Regions from separate parts of the Homo sapiens genome. Here all the other regions are linked to region 3. Evidence: chromatin contacts called from ENCODE Hi-C or POLR2A ChIA-PET data. All regions are on one chromosome and are shown on one strand. Each heading gives the region's core, a stretch centred on a gene start or an enhancer-like site at or near the end of the contact. The rest is flanking DNA. Distances are from core to core; before and after follow the strand shown.

What was found. Hi-C counts contacts between places; a loop is a spot of excess contacts on that map. ChIA-PET counts read pairs that join two places held with the same protein, here RNA polymerase II (POLR2A). Pooled maps may share reads with other maps.
Region 1: a map with no recorded cell type shows a loop between it and region 3 (2.1-fold over the local background). The contact joins the enhancer-like site here to the promoter of PTBP3 in region 3. A Hi-C loop is called at or near these places in 1 of 168 maps with a recorded cell type or tissue (K562), 2 of 37 single-sample maps with no recorded cell type and 2 of 50 pooled maps. POLR2A ChIA-PET finds 5 or more read pairs at or near these places in 4 of 52 experiments (CD4-positive, alpha-beta T cell, activated B cell, activated T-cell and 1 more).
Region 2: a map with no recorded cell type shows a loop between it and region 3 (8-fold over the local background). The contact joins the enhancer-like site here to the promoter of PTBP3 in region 3. A Hi-C loop is called at or near these places in 7 of 37 single-sample maps with no recorded cell type and 10 of 50 pooled maps. POLR2A ChIA-PET finds 5 or more read pairs at or near these places in 3 of 52 experiments (CD4-positive, alpha-beta T cell, CD8-positive, alpha-beta T cell and activated B cell).

Annotation. Positions count from the first base shown.
Region 1 is chr9:112,010,513-112,013,785 of GRCh38, forward strand. No RefSeq gene overlaps it. Among named protein-coding and RNA genes, the nearest start is that of LINC02977, 28 kb to the right of the region's middle. RefSeq lists enhancers at 1,579-1,628, 1,739-1,878, 2,119-2,168, 2,209-2,448. Within about 2 kb of position 2,024, at least 30 of the 41 ENCODE cell types and tissues checked have a DNase peak (open chromatin) inside an H3K27ac peak, as active enhancers do.
Region 2 is chr9:111,985,549-111,988,603 of GRCh38, forward strand. No RefSeq gene overlaps it. Among named protein-coding and RNA genes, the nearest start is that of LINC02977, 53 kb to the right of the region's middle. RefSeq lists an enhancer at 1-70. Within about 2 kb of position 1,268, at least 4 of the 41 ENCODE cell types and tissues checked have a DNase peak (open chromatin) inside an H3K27ac peak, as active enhancers do.
Region 3 is chr9:112,331,986-112,334,939 of GRCh38, forward strand. PTBP3 (polypyrimidine tract binding protein 3) reads right to left here and starts at 1,634. Exons shown (of 14, transcript NM_001163788.4): 1 at 1,485-1,634. RefSeq lists silencers at 999-1,488, 1,639-1,958 and an enhancer at 1,708-2,678.

The sequences.
Region 1 (3,273 bases), core at 774-3,273, 320 kb before region 3:
CCCAGCTAATTTTTAAAATTTCATCACCTGGAGGAAATGCCAATGCATAAAAATGACACTTTTTTTTTCTTTTTCATGAGATAGGGGGTCTCACCATATTGTCAGGCTGGTTCTGAACTCCTGACCTCAAGTGATCTTCCCTCCTTGGCCTCCCAAAGTGCTAGAATTACAGATAAGAGACACCACACCCTTGTAAACATAACTTTATATGCACTAAGAAACCAAAAACTTGTATGGCTCACTTTATTGCCATATTTGCCTTATTGGAGTGGTATGGAATTGAACTACAATATCTCTGAGGTATGCCTGTAAATGAATTACCATAATGTGATGTGGGCAACAGAATCCAGGGAAGATTCAGAGGGTGGAGACATCCCATCAAAACTTTCTAATTTGGGAGAAATTGTCCAAGACTCTGAGGAAAACCAGTCATAATATCTGAAAGTAAGTTTATGCCGAAAAATCTTAGGTGGACCTGCAAGTCGAAAAAGCAGGTCAAGACTACTAGGGGCAGAGAGGAGGGAGAATGTTTAAGTTGGGCTCTAATGGTAGGATTTGGACACGCTGAGATTGAGGAGACCTAAGGGTGTTACTTCCATAATGGAACCAGTAAAACAAAAGCCATGATTGTCTAATAGAAAGTCTTTGCCAGGGAGGCTTATGAGATAAAGCATGATAGGAATCAATTTGCAACACAAACCTGAATGTTCCAGAAAGTTCATATGGCTTTACTTACTTTAAATTATGGTAGGCATGACACTGAGCTTCCTTTCTGCTCAGCTAGTGGGAAATTTAATTTCAGAGGTTGAGAGGATTGCCTTCTCTTCCCCACCTCCAAATCCCATGCCCAGTCCCAGAGCTAATGGCCAGGAGTGTTTATGTGAAGCCAAACATTCATGCGGTATGTCTGGTCATTGGTTTACATCAGAGATCCACAAACTTTTTCTGTAGAGAACAGATAGTCAATATTTTAGGCTTTGCAATCCAAGCAGCTCTCTGTCACAACCACTCAACTCTACCATTGTTGCTTAAAAGCAGCCGTAGACAGTAGGAAAATGAATGAACTTGACTGTATCCCAGGAAGACTTTATTTATGGACACTGAAATTTGAATTTCATATAATTGCATGGGTCATAAAATATGATTTTTTTTCCCAAACACTTTAAAATGTCACCATTCTAAGCTCATAGGTTATACAAAAACAGACGACGGCCCAGATTTGACCTATGGGCCAACCCCTTATCTACGAGGTTTCCACCAAGTTGCCTGCTGGCCAAGCTTATAGAGTGAAGTTGGACATCCCTGTTGTTCCCCTGGAAATCTTTGCCAGAGCTGAGAGCCTCCATACCCAGAGTCAGAAAGACCTTTCTAGGCTCAACATGCAGTCATGGCTCCCGGACACCCTGTCATCTTCCTGAGATTCTATGGAGGGTGGGCCACAGAGCCCCATTATTTTAAAAACTGTGCATATCCTTTCCTTCCCTTGGGGAATAATCTTAAGGACTGTGTCTCTCAAAAACACTCTACCACTTCTTCTCCTAGCGCAGCATGCTCAAATCCCTCAGAGTGAAGGAGGAAAAAGTCAGGACGGAAAGTGATGTGCAGGCTTCTTCTTTGGGCCCTGAAAGCTCAAAGTCCTGGCTACCTGCCCTGAAGGCTGAGTAATGTACAAAGAAAACAAAGACAAATAACTCAGTAAATTATCCGGCCTAGGATCAGAGCTTTCTAGCCCCAGAGCAAGCTCAGGCCTCAACATTCTAAGCTTAAGAGGTCAGGCTGTCCCTCCATATTTCAATGGGTACAGGTCTTGAGTTTCCTCAGAAAACCTCTGAAGGGAGGTCACAGTTATGGGGACAAAGAAGGAAAGTGTTGGATTCAGGACACCAGGCTCCACTGAAGGTGACTCATGGTTTTGGCTTGCAAGCAACGTTGCTGATCACTTTGACCAACCACAGGTCCCTGCCAGCTGCACTCCTCTCCAGGAGCACTCCTATTTTTATATGTGTGGTACAAAGAACTCCTACCAGCTAATTTCCACTTCCCCCACAAAAGCCTGTTTTACTTCTGCTTTGAGTAAAAAGCTTTCCTCTTTCTGGTCTCAAAGCACACACTCAACAGTGCCTGTAATTCACAGTCATCTGGTACCCTTGGCTTATCTCAGGCCCCTGTAGTAACAACTGGCTCCAAGCATGTCTCCTACAGCCACAAGCTCCAGTGGGGTAGCCAGGTTCACTGGAAGAGAATGTTCCCTACACAAGGGAATCTGAGACAGAAAAAGTCATCCTCAGAAAGTAGGGACTGGTGGACATGTGAGCCTGGGAAATGAGAACAATTTGTGCTGGGAAGTTGCTCATGTAAAGAGTTCACAGAGCAGGTATCTGCTGCCCAGGCTTAAACTCTCAAGTGGAAAATGGAAACCATCATTCCAGATTGGCTTCTTACCCTGTATCTGTGCATTCATCAACCTTTGACAATAAGGTCATTTCTTAGCCCCACACATAGCATATAGGAAAGATTTATCCAAGCCCTGCTATTATAGATGAATAAATGAAACACATTCAGGAGGTTGCCCATACAGTATTTGCCTCATTTTCCCCACAGCTCTAGAGAAAGGACATTTTATAAGTTCTGTCATTCCACAGAGCTGTACAAAGCCGCCTGGCTTAACTGACTTAATTTCTTTTTTTTTTTTTTTTTAGAGACAGGATCTTGCTCTGTCACCCAGGCTGGAGTGCAATGGTGCAGTCATAACTCACTCCAGCCTGCAGCTCCTGGGCTCCAGCAATCCTTCCACCTTGGCCTTCCAAAGCACTAGGATTACAGGTATGAGCCACCATACCCGGCCTTCACTTTTTTTTTTAACTTGACAAAATGGTTCTTAAGTTCAAGATGGTTAGCATACATCTGCTTTCAAGACAGAAAGAGGGGGAAAAAGAAGGAACAGCCACAGTTGTTCACGGTATCAGCGAAGTAAAAACTTTCCCAGAAACTCCCCTAGTAGACCTCACTTCTGCTTAATTAACTGGAACTGTACTTTCTGTCTGCCCAGAGCAACAAAGGAGATTGGGAACTTGAGTGTTCAGCTTCTTCAGCCCCTAGTGAGGAAGAGGAGAGGGATTTGGATGGTATAGAAGGAGTCAGTCTGAATTCTGCTTCAAATAGCTAAACAATTTTGAAAACTAAAAGCCCAACAGGGAAAACTAGCTCTGCTCTCTATTAAAATTATAAAATTATAGAACTATGGGATATAGTTTCATACAATATCATAAAACT
Region 2 (3,055 bases), core at 18-2,517, 350 kb before region 3:
ACCACCTGGCTGAACTCCGCCCTCCAGTTTATGTGCCTGTATGAAGTCTGATTTGACTGCAACAAGCCTTTTGACTAAAATTGGGATGTATATGTGTGCAGACTGCACATATCAATTCTCGGAAGTTTTTTTTTTTTTTTCTCTCGGCTGGGCGAGGTGGCTTATACCCGTAATCCCAGCACTTTGGGAGACTGAGGTGGGTGGATCACTTGAGGTCAGGAGTTCAAGACCAGCCTGGTCAACATGATGAAACCCCATCTCTACTAAAATACAAAAATGAGCTGGGTGTGGTGGCGGGTGCCTGTAATCCCAGCTACTCGGGAGGCTGAAGCAGGAGAATCGCTTGAACCTGGGAAGCAGAGGTTGCAATGAGCCGAGATCGCACCAATGCACTCCAGCCTGGGCAACAGAGTGAGACTCCATCTCAAAAAAAAAAAAAAAAGAAGTTTTTTTCTTGTGGCAGAGCAAGAGTGGAAAATATTGTGTATTTTAAAAGTCAGCTTTATTCCCCGTTTTAAAATCCTGAGACCTAAACTTTTGTTCCTACGCAGTCAAACCTTTAACCTCCACTTCCTGTGTTCTTTAGCCTTCTTCAATAGAAAAGCTGCTAGCGAATTGCCCCCATGCACTACACACAGGTTTATTTTTTCTATGTAAAGTATGTCCTTGTGGTTTGAGATGCCTTATGAAGATGGAACTGACTGACCTCACTGATGGCCTGAATGTGGAGAGTGAGAGAAAGGGAGGAATCAGGAATGATACTGAGATTTTTGGCCTGAGCTTATGGATATAAAAAGGATTAATGGAAGGGAGTTTCCAGTAAGCAACTCACAATTCCACTTCCTGAAAAAGGAGTACTCTATCCAAGAAATTATAAGCGGGAAACTTGGGAAGGATTCCCCATCTCCTTAATATGGAGGAGAGGTCAGGAGGCAGGGGCAGGCTGTGAGACTCTTGGGACCCGCTGTGCTTGTGTCACTTTTTTTTTTTTTTTTTTTTGATACGGAGTCTGGCTCTGTTGCAGAGGCTGGAGTGCAGTGGCGCGATCTCGGCTCATTGCAACCTCCACCTCCCGGGTTCAAGTGATTCTCCTGCCTCAACCTCCCAAGTAGCTGGGACTACAGGCACCTGCCACCACACCAAGCTAATTTTTCTTATATTTTTGGTAGAGATGGGGCTTCACTATGTTGGCCAGGCTGGTCTCAAACTCCTGACCTCAGGAGATCCGCCTGCCTTGGCCTCCCAAAGTGTTGGGATTACAGGCATGAGCCGCGGCGCCCGGCCTTCTGTCACCTTTTGCTAATGCAGATCAATAGCGGTCAGGAGCAGTTTCCGTGGTAGGAAAAGATTCTGGGGTGCAGAGGAGGCAGAGGCCCCCGGAAGGAAGCTGCACACCACCACACCATGTGCTTTGAGGGGCAGTTAAGCCAAAACTGGCCTCTGACGTGGTTGTTTTACCAAATGCAGAAAAGAGACCACAAAGAGCAAAGTCTCCTAATTAGGACTGCTCTTGGTCCAGCTCCTTGCAGTCTGCCATGCCAGTCAGGTCATGGGGGTTAAAGGTTTCCTCTTTAAGGAAATACCTGAAGTACAGGAATAATGCTAATGACAAAAATGCCAGGCAAAGATGAGGTGGTAGGGGAGCTATGTGGGGGCAATGGGAACCTTCTATTGGGTTCTTCAAGTTAGACCACAGAGCTCCCCCTTCTGAACACCTGAACATGGGCAGTTTTTAGAAACCAGCATAACTGATGTGAGTTTTACTGCACTGTACTCAGGTTAAAAAATGTCACATTTATTTCTACAAGTAAGAGAAATGTAGCCAGGTGTGGTGGCTCACGCCTGTAATCCCAGCACTTTGGGAAGCCGAGGCAGGTGGGTCACTTGAAGTCAGGCGTTCAAGACCAGCCTGCCCAACACGGTGAAACCCTGTCTCTACTAAAAATACAAAAATTAGCCAGCGGACACCTGTAATCCCAGCGACTCGAGAGGCTGAGGCAAGATAATCGCTTGAACCGGGGAGGTGGAGGTTGCAGTGAGCCAAGATTGTGCCCCTGCACTCCAGCCTGGGCGACAGAGAGACTGTCTCAAAAAAAAGAGAGAGAAATTTGCACAGAGCCCTCACCCACTTGGTGAGTGGAATATTCCATCTCAGTCATAATTCTGTTGTCCTGTCTTTCTTTTCCTTTTTTTTTTTTTTTAGATGGAGTTTCACTCTTTTTGCCCAGACTGGAGTGCAATGGCACGATCTAGGCTCACTGGCAACCTCTGCCTCCCGGGCTCAAGTGATTCTCCTGCCTCAGCCTGCTGAGTAGCTGGGATTACAGGCATGTACTACCATGCCTGGCTAATTTTTTATATTTTTAGTAGAGACAGGGTTTTGCCATGTTGGCCAGGCTGGTCTCGAACTCCTGACCTCAAGTGATCAGCCCACCTTGGCCTCCCAAAGTGCTGGGATTACAGGCGTAAGCCACTGCACCTGGCCAATGATGAATCGTTTAGCTATAGAGACTCAAGGCCCTTCACAACGGAAGGCATGGCAGAAGCTCTCACCCACATTGCACGTGAAAGAGGCCCTGCTCAGAATGGCCTCTCCCTGCTCCTTCACAAACCTAGCGTCACCCTTCTAGCTTCTGAAGAGAAGGCCAGAAACCCTCAGGAATATTCATGCAGTTCTGGCCCCAGAATGGCTCATGCCAAACTTTAGTATGCTTGAGAGACGGCAATTCTAACCAGGCCACTGAACGCTCAACCACAAGAGAGGTGAACTCTCCACCGCCATCATCCATCACTCCTCTCTTTACCTCCATCCTCTTTCTACTCTGCGCCCCTACCTGCCCTCAGTCTGGACCTAAGACTTCTTAGGCTCTTCAGTAAGCCCTGGAGATCTCTCGTTTAGCAAAAAGACTGACCCCAGCCTTGGGTTGACTAGGTCCCCAGTTCAGGCAGCTGAGTGACACAAGATCATGAAGGAAGGGCCATCTGGCTCAGGCCTGCTTTCCCGTTGCCACCAACTGTCCCTGACATTTCACAGTTCCCATTTGGCAGCCACCAG
Region 3 (2,954 bases), core at 384-2,883:
GCCTGCCTGAACCAAAATATTAGTGACACAAATCTTTACGACCACAAAATTTTTCAACATATAAAATGCAACTGAATAAGGTAATGTGAAATAAGTTTTCAACAATGTTCTCGAAGAAACTTCAATCAAACAATAAAAACAGCTTCAATTCCCCCCCAAAATATATACACCTACTGTGTACCCAAAAAAGTTATAATTTTAAGAAATTTTTTGAAGCTTCAATCAAATAAAAATAAAGAACATCACAATCATGAATAAAATCTAAAACTCCACTTTGATGTCTGTAGCAGTGTGCAATCTGCATTCAAATGAATCAATCCGAAATGTCATATACACTTAATATTGTGAAACTAAAATAAATGAAATCTAATGAGGTCAAAAGCTGTTGGAAGATTTCATCTTCAAATAGCATATCATCAACTGTATGGCAACATGTGAACGACTTTTACTGTTCTAGCAAGTTGCATATATTCCACAACCTCACAGAAATCTTGTCATCAAAAGTAGGTAACAAGCTAAAAAAAACCTCAAATACATAATGGGAATAAACCGAGTTGGAGATTTTTTTTTAATCCGTAGGTACAGATACTACAACCTTCAATTAATTCACCAAAATCCTAACATAGTTGTTACTTTAATTACCAAAATATGTCAAGTCCCACCCCATATCCCTGAGTCCCCAGAGAACAGTTTATATACATAGACTCTAAATCTTTTTATTTTGGTCACGGACCCCCATTAAATTTTTGAGCATTTGAAATGCCCCCGAAAATCGCTCGTACATCATATTTTACATACACGGGCAGATAATTCATTAAGTTTCTTGGGGAGAGAGAAAGGTGAGGGGGAAGCGTCCATGGTCACTAAGTCCAGACCCCTGGTGTCGAGAAAGCGTTAACGTATCTCACAGCACAAGTCGGGAGACCTCGGCCAAGTCCCGCGGCGGCCCTGGGACCCCGCGTGGGACCATGGCTTGCGACCAGGTCGCCGCCCAGACGTGTACCGACGCGTGCACCCGCCGTCGGCCGCTCGCCCCACCTCGCCGGTAAACAGCAACTCCCCCGGCAGGAGGACGCCCGCCCCGCGCGCCGCCTCCGCCTCCCCCAGCGCCGCGCACCATTTTCTGAGAGGAAGTGTCGGGAGGCCGAGCTGGGCTCCCCGGACTCGGGGCGCGGAGGGCGGACCTCGGCACCGCGGCCGGACCGGGCTTTCCTCTGCTCCCGGGTGTGTCGAGTAAGGCTAGGAAGCAGCGGACGTGTCCGGGGCGCCGCGTGGGGAAAGGAGAGCCTGCGGCGGACGGCAACTCCGCGATTCCGGGATCCCCACCGAGACGCCCGGAAGCCCCGCCGTCGGGCTTGGCCGGGGCCGCTCCTCCGGCCGCCGGCGCCGCGCACTGCTCCCCAGCCCTTACGCGTCCCGCGGAGAGCCGGGTGGAAGCGGCGCCAAGGCAACCCGGTGCGGCCGCCGCGCCGCCTAGTACTTACCCATCCATGGCCCAGATGGAGGCGCGCACAGAGCAGGGACTGACGGGCTAACCGCGAGCAGAGGAAGCAGGCGGCGGCAGCAGGGCGGTTCCGGGGACAAGCGAGCTTTGGCTCTGCGGAGCCCCGGCCGGTCCGAGGTGGAAGGAGAGTGGGAACAGGGGCGGGGACCGGGCACGCTCCCGCCACCGCCGCGCCCCCGCCTTCCCCACCCCGCGAGCGCGTCCCCGCCTAGCCCGACCCCGCCCCCTCACCGTCCCCGCCCTCCCTCGGGGCCCGCCCCTGCGCTCGCGCCCACCCTCGCCCCGCTGGCAGCCGGCCTCCGGCTCAGCTCTGGGGCGCCCTCTTCCCGCGGTCGCTGTAAGACCCCGCCTCTCGGCCCCTCGGCCCGGCGCGCGCGCGCGCCCCCAGCCTCCCTCCTGCGTTCGCGGGAGCGCGCGCCTTGTGCTTCCCGCTCCGCCGCGCACCCCGCCCGCCCTCCCGCGGCCCCGCGGGCCTTCCGGCTTCGCAGACCGGGCCTGCCAGGTTTGAATGCCTCCCTCTGCCGGCAGGAAAAGCTATGGGGACCTGACTCCCAAGAGTAGGAAGGAATGTCCCACAAGGACCCCAGAAACGAGGTGGAATTGCCCCGGGTGCGCGAGGCTGTAGATGACACGTCCAGGGACCAGCCTCTGGCAGCCCGGCGCTGGAGTCGACCGCTGGGACCGACACCAGCCCCATAGGTGTGGCTGGGACGATGAATGAGGTGAAAGAGGCTGCCCGGACTGGAATTTGTATACAATTTAAGTATCTGAGTGCATTTCGACCTAACCGTCTAGTATTGAATTTATATGAAAAATTCATTGTACAAACATGGAATGGCTATATTCCCAGCATTTTTTAAAAGTTTACTCATTATTCCCTTTTTTCAGATGAAAATACATATACAAAGAGAGTGATTTGCTCACAGTTTCACAACCAGGAAACGTTTGCACCAGAGCCCTTCCCTCTGGTCTGAGCAAAAAGTATATATATAATATAACGAGTGACAACACGCTTGCTTTTTTCCCTTTTTAGTGAGAAATTGAGTACTTTTTCAACTCACAGATCACCAAAATGTAACCCCCTAAACTGTTAAGCCAAATTCTTAACCTACTGAGTAAAAAAGAGCGGGGCTCCTCCCCGTGGCTTCGTCATTTGAAAAGCAACTAACAAGAACCTCAAACATCTATCCTTGCTAATTTCCTGCTTTCAGATCAGTAGGTGCTGCTAAAAAGATCTAAACTGTGGACTCATTCATCATTCAGTCAGTATTAACCTACTATGTGCCGGGCACTGCATGAATACACAAGAAAATCAGGTTCCAGCCGTCACTGTTGAATGGATTCTTCAGTCCGTTTATGTATATTTTTGACATACAACTTTTCAAATAGGTAGAGTAATTCGGTGAGGTAATTCTTAAAGTCCTGTATCTAACCTCAGTCCCCTTCCAAA